Linked DNA regions of Homo sapiens: region 1 is linked to region 2. Evidence: chromatin contacts called from ENCODE Hi-C or POLR2A ChIA-PET data. All regions are on one chromosome and are shown on one strand. The core of a region is the stretch at or near the end of the contact, and the rest is flanking DNA. Distances in the headings are between cores, read along the strand shown. Region 1 has its middle 34 kb from the start of MED18. Region 2 has its middle 21 kb from the start of EYA3.

Region 1 (6,478 bases), core at 3,979-6,478, 190 kb after region 2:
CATAGGCCAGGCTTTAAAAAGAGAAAGAGAAAATGATTATAAAGTGCCTGTTTAGTTAAGTTCTTCTTTTCAGCAGAAGACAGAGTCAGTACCATTTTCTTAGATTCAAAGCCACAGGTTCCTCATCTATGAAATGGGAGTTGTGAGATAAAAGATAGTATAGAATTCCCACAACCTGGAATGCTCTTCTCCAGACAAGCTCTTTCTAAACCTGCAGTTTCACCTTTAACATCGTCTCATCAGAGAGTTCGGACCTGACCCCTGTTTCTCAGCCTCACCCTGCCCCTTCCCATTTCTTTTCTCTTCAACACGTTTCATAATCTTTATTGTTTCCTGCCTGTCTCCATGTTCACCGTTGTATCCCAATGTCTACCATATGCTAGCATAAGTGCTCAATAAATGTTTGTTGTTTTCATTACATTTTTTTTCTTCCCGTTTATTTTAGGTTCAAGGAGTCATTAAATATTTTGGCGGCAGAGTGGAGTGGCTCACACTGGTAATCCCAGCACTTTGGTAGGCTGAGGTGGGAGGATCGCTTGAGCCCAGGGGTTCAAGACCAGCCCCTGGTCTTGAATGAGACCCAGACTCTACAAAAAATAGAAAAATTAGCTGGAGGTGGAGGCACGTACCTGTAGTCCCAGCTACTTGGGGGGCTGAGGTGGGAGGATCGCTTGAGCCTGGGAGGTCGAGGCTGCAGTGAGCTGTGATTGCACCACTGCACTCCAGCCTGAGTGATGGAGTGAGACCATGTCTCAATATCTAAATATACACATACATATATAAATATAAATATATATATATATATATATTTTTTTTTTTTTGAGATGGAGTCTTGCTCTGTCGCCCAGGCTGGAGTGCAGTAGCACTATCTCAGCTCACTGCAAGCTCCACCTCCCGGGTTCATGCCATTCTCCTGCCTCAGCCTCCCTAGTAGCTGGGACTACAGGCGCCTGCCACCACGCCTGGCTAATTTTTTGTATTTTTAGTAGAGACGGGGTTTCACCTTGTTAGCCAGGATGGTCTCGATCTCCTGACCTTGTGATCCGCCCATCTTGGCCTCCCAAAGTGCTGGGATTACAGGCGTGAGCCACTGCGCCTGGCCTATATATATATATATTTTTTTTTAATCACTTATTTATGAGCCAAGACTGTTCTAGGCAATCCTAACCACAATCCTGAGACATAGGCAAAGTGAGGATTTTACCAATTTTTAGCTATGAAAGCTGAGGTCTAGCAATATTAACATTGCCCAGACATGTCCCAAGCAAATGAGCAGGAGTTCTAAACTCTCCAGAAAGTGCTCTTTCCACCCACCCTTCCACTGCCTTCCAAGGGAAGGAGCACTGCAGGCCCAGGTACTAGTCCAGGCACTGTCTTAATTTGTGGCTTTAAGATGTAAACAAGTCACTTCTTTCCCTGAAGGAAAATGTTAGTTTCCCCATCTCTAAAATGGGGAGAATCTTTGACCTGATCAGTGGTTAAGAATCAGCTGAGTTGACTGACATGTTGTGGTAAATTAAAAAATAATAATAAATTTTTTTTTAAAGAATCAGCTGAAATAATAGGCTGAAAGCATTTAATAAACTGAAATGCACTCACTTATGGAGGAGGTTTGTTTGTTTTTGAGACAGGGTCTCATTCTGTCGCCAAGGCTGGAGTGGCACGATCTCCTCTCACTGCAGCCTCCGCCTCCCAGGTTCAAGCAATTCTCAAGCTTCAGCCTCCCAAGTAGCTGGGATTACAGGTGTGCGCCACTATGCTCCACTAATTTTATATTTTTAGTAGAGATGGGGTTTCCCCATGTTGGCCAGACTGGTCTTGAACTCCTGATCTCAAGTGATCCACCCGCCTTGGCCTCCCAAAGTGCTGAGATTACAGGCGTGAGCCACTGCACCCTGCCGATGAAGGAATTTTTAAATATTAATATGCAGAATGAACATTCTTCCCAGAAGACACTGTGGGCTGGGGAAGCCAGGGAAGTTTCCTAGAAGTGGTGGCATTTCAGCTGGGCCTCCGGTGCTCCTGGGTAAGAATTTGGGGAAACAAATCTCAGAGCCAAAGTCACTGACCAACCAAAGAAGAACCCTCTAAGCCTCTTTTCCTGTTTCACATTGATATCTTCCTCCAATCTGCATTTCCCTGCCGCAATTTATTTTTTCCTTTCAAACCAAATTTATACAGTAGAATCTGCATATAATAAAATGCACACTTTTTTTTTTTTTTTTGAGACAGTCTCACTCTGTCACCCAGGCTGGAGGGCAGTGGCATGATCTTGGCTCACTGCAACCTCTGCCTCCCGAGTTCAAGCGATTCTCCTGCCTCAGCCTCCCTAGTAGCTGGGATTAACAGGCGACCGCCACCACGTCTGGCTAATTTTTTGTATTGTTAGTAGAGCCGGGGTTATACCATGTTGCCCAGGCTGGTTTCAAACTCCTGAGCTCAGGCAATCCGCCCGCCTCAGCTTCCCAAAGTGCTGGGATAAAAGGCGCGAGCCACCGTGCCCGGCCAAAACGCACTCATTTTAAATGCAGACATTTCCATGAGTTTTGAGAAAAGCATACGCCTATGCAACTACCATCCAAATCTAATTTCCTTGTGCTCCTTTGCAGTGAATATCCCATCCTGCTTTCTGGCCCCAGGCACCCACTATCAGCTTTCTGTTATTACAAATTAGTTTTGTTTTTGTTTTTGTTGTTATTCTTAATCCATTTAATTCTTTAGCAGATGACAAAGTTTTGCATTCAAAAATTAGCTTTTAAGTTTAGAACACAAACATAATGCAACAAAATGTATTAATTCACTAGTCTTAAGACAATATTGTCATTGTGGAGTGTTTGCTAATGAATGCAGAGGTCATTAGATAAATTGACAGTAACCTATTGAAGAAAAGAACTATAATAATCATAATTTACACATTTACTGAAGAGAGTTTGACCATTAATAAAAATTATACCTACACATCGGGTGTGGTGGTTTACATCTGCAATCCCAACTACTCAGGAAGCTGAGGTGGGAAAACTGAAGCTGACCCCAGGAGTTCCAGAAAAGCCTGGGCAATGTTGCAGGATTCCATTTCAAAAAAATTATACCGCACTTTGGGAGGCCGAGGCAGGTGGATCACAGTCGGAATTTGAGACTAGCCTGACCAACATGGAGAAACCCTGTCTCTACTAAAAATATAAAATTAGCCGGGTGTGGTGGCACATGCCTGTAATCCCAGCTACTTGGGAGGCTGAGCCAGGAGAAATCGCTTGAACCCAGGAGGCGGAAGTTGTGGTGAGCCAAGATCGTGTCATTGCACTCCAGCCTGGGCAACAACAGCGAAACTCCATCTCAAAAAAAAAAAAAAAATTATACCACACTTTGGGAGGCCAAGGTGGGTGGATCACCTGAGGTTGGGAGTTCGAGACCAGCCTGGCTAACAAGGTGAAACCCCGTCTCTACTAAAAATACAAAAAATTAGCCGGGCGCGGTGGCAGGCGCCTGTAGTCCCAGCTACTCGGGAGGCTGAGGCAGGAGAATGGCGTGAACCCGGGAAGCGGAGCTTGCAGTGAGCCGAGATTGCGCCACTGCAGTCCGCAGTCCGGCCTGGGCGACAGAGCGAGACTCCGTCTCAAAAAAAAAAAAAAAAAAAAAAAAAAAAAAAAAAAAAATTAGCCGGGCGTGGTGGCACATGCCTGTAATCCCAGCCACTCAGGAGGCTGAGGCAGGAGAATAACTTAAACCCAGAAGGCGGAAGTTGCGGTGAGCTGAGATTGTGCCATTGCCCTCCAGCCTGGGCAATAAGAGCAAAACTCTGTCTCAAAAAAAAAAAAAAAATTATACCTAAAAAACTTACAATAAGTACATAGATAACGTGATCACTTCTTGAGAAATGATGACATATAAATGGCAATATTTTCTATTAACAAATATTTGTTATTATTCTTATTTTTTGAGACAGGGTCTCACTCCACCGCCCAAGCTGGAGTGCAGTGGCACGATCATGGCTCACTGCAGCCTCAACCTCCCTAGCTCAAGTGATCCGCCCACCTTGGCCTCCCAAAGTGCTGGGATTACAGGCCTGAGCCACCACACCTGGCCTCATTGTGTAATCTTTTGTGTTTGTCTTCTTCGTTACCATAAAGCTTTTGAAGCTAATTCATGTTGTCGTGTGTATCCATAGTTCATTCCTTTTTGTTGCTGAGCACAATACTATTGTATGGATATATTACAATTCATTTATTCATTCATGAGTTGATAGACATTTGAGTTGTTTCCAATTTTGGCTATTATGAGTAAACCTGCTATTTATGTGGACATACCCAGCTATTTTTATTTTTTATTTTTTGTAGAGATGAGGGTCTCCCTATGTTGCCCAGACTGGTCTAGACCTCTTGGGCTCCAGTGATCCTCCTGCCTTGACCTCCCAAAATGCTGGGGCTACAGAGATGAGCCGCTGCACCCAGCTCCAGTTCCAGTTGCTCTGCATCTTTGCCAACACTTGGTATTGTCAGTCTTTTGACAGTCTTGTTGACATTGGTCTAGTGATTAAAACCCTATGCACTGGAGCCAGAGTTCAAATTCCAGCTCTACCATTTGTTGTATGACTTTAGGTGAGTCACTTCACCTCTGTTAGTCTCAGTTTACTCTTCTGGGAAAAGGGATAATAGTTCATAAGATCCTTATGTCTATTCAGTTAAATCAGTGGTTCTTACTTAGGGATGATTTTGTCCTCACGGGATATTTGGCAAAGTTTGGAGACATTTTTGGCTGTTACAGGGGGCCTCTGGCATCTCAGTGGGTAGAGGCCAGGGAAGCTGCTAAACATCCTCCAATGCATAGGGTGGTCCCTTTGAACACAGAGTTATCCAGTCCAAAAAGTCAATGGCCCTGAGCTTGAGAAATTCTGAATTATATAATGCACGTAATGTGTTCAATACAACACCTGGCACATATCAACTGCTTAGTAAATGGAAAACAAATAGACTTTGGGGAAAAAACGTGTTTTCAGGAGGAGCAATCTGAGTTTGATGGATCCAAATCATCATGGTCCTTTTCCCAAATATCTACCACAAGGCTGTTATGACGTGAGGAGGCTCACAACAAAGAACAACTGGTTTTATCACATAAATACCACGGAAACCAAAAAGTGAGCAATATGTTCAAGACAGCAGACCTGTAGCCTTGGACCTTGGACTCCTCTGTGTGGGGGAGGATGGGAAGGCTCGCACGTTCCATGCCTCCTCCCCCGCCAGGCAGCATCTCCCCTGGCTGGAGTTCCAGCTGTTGTCTGGGTCAGCGCAAACAGAGACCTTTGGGCTGCCCAAGATCCAGGATTTACAGCCCACAGACTCCTCCCAGTTTACCGGAGTGTTTGGAAGACATTCCAGGTCAGCAGGAATTAAGTAGGGCCCCCGAGGGGAGTGTGTGTCACGTGGTCTGACGACACAGCCAGGATGAACTGGAGAAGGGCAAAGCATAGTCCAGAGGAAAGTGCAGTCAAAGCAGAATTGATTCAAGAGAGTCAAGCATTTAGCAACATTCGTTGTGCACCTACTGTGCCAGCCTCTTCCTCTCCTACGTGGGAGGCCCTTTGGAATAGAGGTTAGGAGGACAGTCTCTATGTAGAGGACATTTGAATCCCAGCCCTGCCAGCACTAGGTGTGTGTCCTTTGCAAGAAACATCATCTCTCTGAAACACATGGTATACATGCAATAAATTATGGGTGTACGTATGTCTCAGTCCTCACAAAAAGATATTTATGGTAAGAGCTATTACCATTCCTATTTTACAAAAGAATAAACCAAGGCTCAAAGAGGTGAAGGACTTTGTCCAATGTCATAGGACTAATTAAGTAGCAGAGGATCACTGTGACAGGCTTTTAGGGAGATGGAAAGATGAGTAAGATGGAGTCCCTGACTTCAACAAGCTTGGGGTCTCATAGAGGAGATAAAGGCAGGTAAAAGTCTAATTTCCAGCAAAGAGACAATGAGAGGTGCTAATAAAGAGCATTCAGCGGCCAGGCGCAGTGGCTCACGCCTGTAATCCCAGCACTTTGGGAGCCCGAGGCGGGTGAATCACCAGGTCAAGAGATCAAGACCATCCTGGCCAACATGGTGAAACCCCGTCTCCACTAAAAATACAAAAATTAGCTGGGGGTGGTGGCACACACCCGTAGTCCCAGCTACTTGGGAGGCTGAGGCAGGAGAATTGCTTGAACCCAGGAGGCGGAGGTTGCAGTGAGCTGAGATTGCACCACTGCACTCCAGCCTGGCAACACAGAGAATCTCTGTCTCAAAAATAATAATAATAATAATAATAATAATAATAATAATAATAAATAAAGAGCATTCAGGTGTGGTTAAGGTACGACTGAGGTCAATTCCAGCTGGTGGCAATCAGGAAGGCTTCACAGAGGAAGTGGTGGCTCAGCTGGTCTTTGAAGGTGAGTCAGATTGAAAGCACAGTCAGAGACTGAAGTTCCAAGAAGTGTGA
Region 2 (6,566 bases), core at 2,963-5,462:
TGAACCCGGGAGGCAGAGATTGCAGTGAGCCGAGATCATGCCAGTGCACTCCAGCCTGGGCAACAGACCGAGACTCTGTCTCAAAAATAAATAAATAAAATAAAATAAAATGAGGAGTCTCTCTCTTTCAGGGATGTAGCAAGGATTCCATGATATAGTGTCTGGAAAGCCCATGTGCCTGGCACAGTGTAGGTATGAATGATGTCAGTTTCCTTCCCTCTTGGGCCCATCAGCAGCTTGAAATACTGCCAAAAGCATCTTAAAAGAGAGGTCCCATCTCTAAGGAAGTGGAAGGGTACCCTCTCTCCTGTTGCCCCCTCTCCTGTTGCCCCTTCTACTTTCTCCCCAGCCACTCCCTCCTTTCATCAGATGAAACTTTGTCATTCTGAAGTTGGGGGTGGGAGGTAGGGAAACAATGGGCAGAGAGGCTGTTCTGAGGGCCCCACGTGGCCCTCCCTGCTCGAATGCCATTTGGTCAGGAACCAGGCTTGCCATTTACAAAAACACATCCGTTCTGGAAACTACCACTTAAGGAAAAACTTTTTTGAGTCTTCAAAAACAGCAGTAAAAGGCAGGGCATGGTGGCTCACGCCTGTAATCCTAGCACTTTGGGAGGCCAAGGTGGGCGGATCACCTGAGGTCAGAAGTTAGAGACCATCCTGACCAACATGGAGAAACCCTATCTCTACTAAAACTACAAAATTAGCCTGGCGTGGTGGTGCATGCCTGTAATCCCACCTATTCGGGAAGACTGAAGCAGGAGAATTGCTTGAACCTGGGAGGCGGATGTTGCAGTGAGCTGAGATTGCGCCATTGCACTCCAGCCTGGGCAACAAGAGCAAAACTCCATCTCAATAAAATAAATAAATAAAATAAAACAAAAACAGCAGTAAAGATGATTAAAGAGGTAGAGAACAGGGCCTGTAGGGAAAACTCCAGAACCTGGATTGTTTAGGTTAAGGAAGTAAAGGCTGAAGGGCTAGGATGAGCTGCTGAGAAACAGTATTTGAGGAGGCAGAGCCAAATAGGACTGGTAAGTATATGCTATAGATTGAAAGGGGCGAGAGGAAGGGCGTTAAAAGGGTCTTGGCAAGTCCATTGATGCAGGGGCCTAAATTAGGTGGCTCTCCTTAAGAAAAAGAATGCAGAATTATAAATACAACATTACTAGGACCCTTCTTGGGCTTTAAAAGGAGTTTGTGCAGGTGAGGGGCCCTGGGGCTTAAACTCTGCTAACTTCACAGTGAATTTACCTCTAGCCAAGGGTGCAACAAGTGATCTGGTAACACAGGTTAGGGAAATGGTCTCAGAGCTTGATTGTTCTGGAAACTTCTTCTCTTCCCCTAATTCCTTCTTAGCTTGCAAAATGCAATGCAAGCCTGCCCTCCACTCAGAACTCCTATCAGACGTGGCCCTTCCCCACCATGGCGGTTTCATGCTTCTCCTTCATGCCTGCACCTATCACACACTCATTTGTACCACTCTGCTTGTGTATTAGTCATCTACTGCCATGTAACAAATTCTCCAAAATGTAGGGGCTTAAGACTATATCAATTCATTCTCTCAGTTTTAATGGATCAGGCATCCAGGCATGGCTTGGCTAAGTCCTTGGTCAGCGAAGGCTCAATGGAAAAGATCTGCTTCCTAGCTCACATGATTGTTGGCAGAATTCAGTTCCTCACAGGCTGTTGGACTGAGGCCTCAGTTCCTCAAGAGCTGCTAGCGGGAGGCCTCCCTGGGTTCCCTGCTACATAGGCCTCTCCATCAAGTAAGTGTGGCAGCTGGCTTCATCAGACCAAGCAAATGAGAGGGCAAGGAAAAGAGAGAGAGAGCTACCAAGATGGAAGTCACAGTTCTTTGTAACCTAATCACAGAAGTGACATCCTATCACTTTTGTCATATTCCATTCATCAGAAGCAATTCACTAGGTCCAGCCCATATTCATGGGTAGGGAATTACACAAGGGCATGAATATCAGGAAGCAGGGATCACTGGAAACCTTGTCGAAAGCCGCCACCACAACTGTCACTCCTTCTCATTAACTGTTGCCCTGCCTGCCTCTGCCATTCCATTATGAGCTCCTTGAAGACGAGGACCACATTTTACTCTGTGCTTCTTGTGCTTGTTAAGTGAATGGATGATGAATAAATGAGTGATTACTTACTCAAAGTAGCAGAAACAGAACCAAAAGCAAGTGCATCATTTTACTTAAAAGAGATTGCTATTTATTGTCTTCTGACCCAGCCATTTCACTTCTGGAAAGTTAAGAAAATAATCAAGAATGTAATTATAAGAGTATATTAAGAAACTTAGTTAAGGCTGGGAGCGGTGGCTCACTGTAATCCCAGCACTTTGGGAGGCCGAAACAGGTGGATCACTTGAGGTCAGGAGTTCGAGACCAGCCTGGTCAACATGGCAAAACCCCATCTCTACTAAAAATGCAAAAAAAATTAGATGGGCATGATGGCACATCCCTATAATCCCAGCTACATGGGAGGCTGAGGCACGAGAATAGCTTGAACCCAGGAGAAGGAGGTTGCAGTGAGCCGAGCCTGCACTCCAGCTTGGGCAAGAGTGAGACTGTGTCTCAAAAAAAAAAAAAGAAGAGGCTTAGTTAAAAGGTAGTCCGTTACAGCATTGTTTACAATAGCAAACTGCCCTCTCAAAAACAAAAATAAAAACAGCTAAACTGTAAACTAACTGAATGTCCAATGATAAAGGATTGATTAGCTGCTAAGCTATACACATACAGTGGATATTCTGCAGTCATCAAAATGAAAAATGCCTTGTCTTGCTCTGTCGCCCAGGCTGGAGTGCAATGGTGTGATCTCAGCTCACTGCAATCTCCGCCTCCCAGGTTAAAGCAATTCTCCTGCCTCAGCCTCCCGAGTAGCTGGAATTATAGGTGCACACCACCACGCCCGGCTAATTTTTATATTTTTAGTAGAGATGGGGTTTCACCATATTGGCCAGGCTGGTCTCTTGGCCAGGCTAGTCTTGAACTCCTGACATTGTGATCTGCCTGCCTCGGCCTCCCAAGCTGCTGGGATTACAGGCGTGAGCCACCACACCTGGCCAGTACTTCTTTTTTAAGTTACAAAGCAGCGTATGCATTTCATCTTTATACAAAGTGAATATACATGTTAAAATATCTGGGGCAGATACTACTTAGTCCAGGGCCTGATAGCTAGGCTGGTTCTCTCCTTTCGAATGGGAGACCTCTGCTGCAGACAAGCTCCAGCAGATCCTCAGTCAGGCCAAGAAGCATCTGAGCTTGATCCCTTCTTTGTATTTATTGGATTTAGAGGTATTAGAAAAGCATTGTATGTCTTAAGTCTGGCATTGTTCAATCCGGATGTTAGGACAGAAAGAATTACCCAGAGGCCTGGTGTGGTGGCTCATGTCTATAATCCCAGCTTTTTGAGAGGCCAAGGTGAGCAGATCACTTGAGGCCAGGAGTTCAAGACCAGCCTGGCCAACATGGTGAAACGCTGTCTCTACTAAAAATACAACAAATTAGCTGGATGTGGTGGCATGTGCCTGTAATCCCAGCTACTCGGGAGGCTGAGGCAAGAGAACTGATTGAACTTTGGAGGCAGAGGTTGCAGTGAGCTTAGATCGTGACACTGTGCTCCCGCCTGGGCGACGAAGCGAGACTCAGTCTCAAAAAAAAAAATAAATAAAAAGGAAAGAAAGAATAACCCAGAGCCCTGTAACAAACTGGGTCCCAACAATCCATCCAAGTTTTACTCAGTGAATGTGGATTATAGCAAACTGAAGAAAGAAGGTCCAGATTTGTAAATGAAGTGTTTCACTATTAAAGCTGCTTTCGAATGAAGGTCTTTCTGAAGCCATCCGCACAATTTTCCATTTAATCAGGAAATATTTGTCCTCTAAATACATGAAATCATGTTGATGTAATGTGTTGGAGATTACCCTGATTAATAAATAATTGAAACTTGAAAAATAAATCTGGAAGGATTAGATCAGTTTTGAACGGCCATGAAGTTCAGATAAGCCAATTTTAAGTTTCATTAAACAAATAGGTGTTTTGGTTTTTTGTGTTATTCACATGACAAGATGTCTGGAGTCAGGCAGGTTCTGGCCCTAGTTCTTTCTAGCTCAGTATCACCACAGTTCTTTTGGTTTTCCCCTCTTGCTTGCCACCCCAGGTCATATGATGGCTGCCCCAGCTCCAGGCATCTCACCCACATTCAAATCAGGAAGAACTGGTATGGGAAAGCTCCAGTCATGGCTGACTCTTTACTAGGAAAACAAAAGCTTTCCTAGAAGTCCCCCGCCAGACTTCCTTAACTCTCCCATTGGCTGAGTCATATGGAGATTCCCAGACACAGGGGAGGCTGAAGACACTAGAAACAGAATTTCATGATTGATAATAGAAAATTATGATTTGTGCTCCAAGGCTGGGCACTCAAACAAGCTTGGAATTCTGTTAATGAAGAAGGGGAAGGGATCAAGTAACTGTTACCCCCTTTAGACAGGACACAGTGCATCCTACTTTGTCACAGTCACCTCACTCCTTTTAGATTGCTTTACTCAGTTAATCACCTGCCTAGCCCCTGTGAAGGCATTTGAACTTTCAACACTTGGATACAAGGCTCAGAGTTAGAAAGTGTGAAAAGATTGCTAACTGTCTCCATTATCCATTACTTCCCCCTTTCTTCTAGTAATAAAATAATTTTCACCCCAAGATATAGCAGGGTATATGGCTGCCCAGATCCAGATCATAGTTCATGGTCACCGCTGCCATGGTAGCTAGCTGGGTGTGACCATGTAACTAAGTACTCACCACTGGAAAATGTATAGATTCATGTGATCATCACTTCTACATCATTTCCTAAAGTGAAATTGTTAGCCATTTACTTCCTCTTTCCCCCACTTACCACAGGCTTGTATATAGATGCTTCAATGATGTCCTTGGAGACGGCAGAGCAACAAGATAGAGGGAACCTGTATCCCCAAATGACTACCTGAAGCAGAGCCCCTTACTCACCTCTGGACTCATCCTGAATCACCCATATGCTTAAAGGGATAAAACAACAACAAAAGACAAAATAAGAACAACAAACAAAACCTGTAAAACAAGAGATTCAAAATAAATTTGCTCTAGCTGGGGCATGGTGGCTCATGCCTGTAATCCCAATACTTTGGGAAGTGGAGGCAGGAGGATCACATGAGCCCAAATGTTCAAGACCAGCCTGGGCAAGATAATGAGACCCTAAAGTAACTGGGCATGGTGGCCCATGCCAATAATCCCAGCTACTCGGGAGGCTGAGGTGGGAGAATCACTTGAGCCCAGGAGGTTGAGGCTGCTCTGAGACATGATCCAGGCATGGTGGTGAGCACCTGTAATCCTAGCTACTCAGGAGGCTGAGGCAGGAGGATTCCTTACACCCAGGAGTTTGAGGTTACAGTGAGCTATGATCATACCATGGTACTCCAGCATGGAAGACAGAATGAGATCCTGTCTCAGTAATAAATAAGTAAATAAATAAATTTATTCTGTATTTTTGAGCCTCTTTACTAAAGCAGCTTATTCTGTTCCTTAACTCATATAGGAAAGAAAAAAACAAACTTCATTATGCCATTGGTGTGTTGTTAATAGTTAAAAAAAAAAAAGAAGAAGAAGAAGATTGGGAGCTAAGACGAAAAAAACAGAGATGTCAACTAAATGGAGGAATAAGAGATGTTCTTATAAAGACTTGCATTACTGGGGAGGCAACTGAATAAACAGGCAGGACAGTGAAAGAGCCTAATCAGATGCCCACTGAGCTCTGCTTTGGAGTTAATATGGTTTGGCGTTGAAGCAAAATACAAAGACCAGGGTGAAGTCAAACCATTGCAGTCTACATACGGCAGGAAGGCCCATGGTTCAAGAAGGGTCTGTGTAGATATGAATTAGATGGGAGGACCATTAGTCAGGGTCCTTAGGTTGCAAGCAACAGAAAGCAACTCTGAGTTGCTCAAACAAAACAAAGAATTTACTAGAAAGACATTGGGAAGACCAAAGAATCTAAGGAAGATCTCAACAGCCAAGGCCAAGAAAAGGATAAGGTGCAGGTAAGCTCTGGGAATCCCACTTACAGAAACTTGTGGTTTCCCTAGTATGCAGCAGAATCACCTGGAGGGGTTTTTAAAACACAGATTGCTGGGGCCTACCCCTAGAGTTTCTAATCCAGTAGGTGTGGGTTGGGGCCCGGGAATCTGTATTTCTAACAGGTTCCCAGATGCTGTTGCTGCAGGTCAAGGGACCCCCTTATGAGAAGCACTGCTTTAGGGGAAACACATCAAATGACTCAGCTCCCACTTCCTTCCATCCCTGAGTGTCTCCACAGTTCCAAAGTCCTGAGAAAGTCCAGTTGACCCAGGATTGAGTCACTCTTGTGGTCAGAGAGGTGGCGTTCTGTGATTGGCAGCCATGTGAGTATCACTTGGTGTGGGGATGGGGGAAGTTCCTCCAAGGAAGGAACACTGGACACAAAACTAGACGATGTCCTCAAAATGGTAGTTGGGCAAGCTAAATGCACAACTCTCTCCATCTGGAG

The links. A loop is a pair of places that touch in the nucleus more often than their neighbours do. ChIA-PET counts read pairs that join two places held with the same protein, here RNA polymerase II (POLR2A).
Region 1: a map of CD4-positive, alpha-beta T cell shows a loop between it and region 2 (2.2-fold over the local background). The contact joins two enhancer-like sites. A Hi-C loop is called at or near these places in 1 of 168 maps with a recorded cell type or tissue (CD4-positive, alpha-beta T cell). POLR2A ChIA-PET finds 5 or more read pairs at or near these places in 3 of 52 experiments (GM12878, activated CD4-positive, alpha-beta T cell and naive thymus-derived CD8-positive, alpha-beta T cell).

Annotation. Positions count from the first base shown.
Region 1 is chr1:28,291,588-28,298,065 of GRCh38, forward strand. No RefSeq gene overlaps it. Among named protein-coding and RNA genes, the nearest start is that of MED18, 34 kb to the right of the region's middle. RefSeq lists an enhancer at 6,408-6,478. Within about 2 kb of position 5,229, at least 9 of the 41 ENCODE cell types and tissues checked have a DNase peak (open chromatin) inside an H3K27ac peak, as active enhancers do.
Region 2 is chr1:28,106,504-28,113,069 of GRCh38, forward strand. No RefSeq gene overlaps it. Among named protein-coding and RNA genes, the nearest start is that of EYA3, 21 kb to the left of the region's middle. Within about 2 kb of position 4,213, at least 6 of the 41 ENCODE cell types and tissues checked have a DNase peak (open chromatin) inside an H3K27ac peak, as active enhancers do.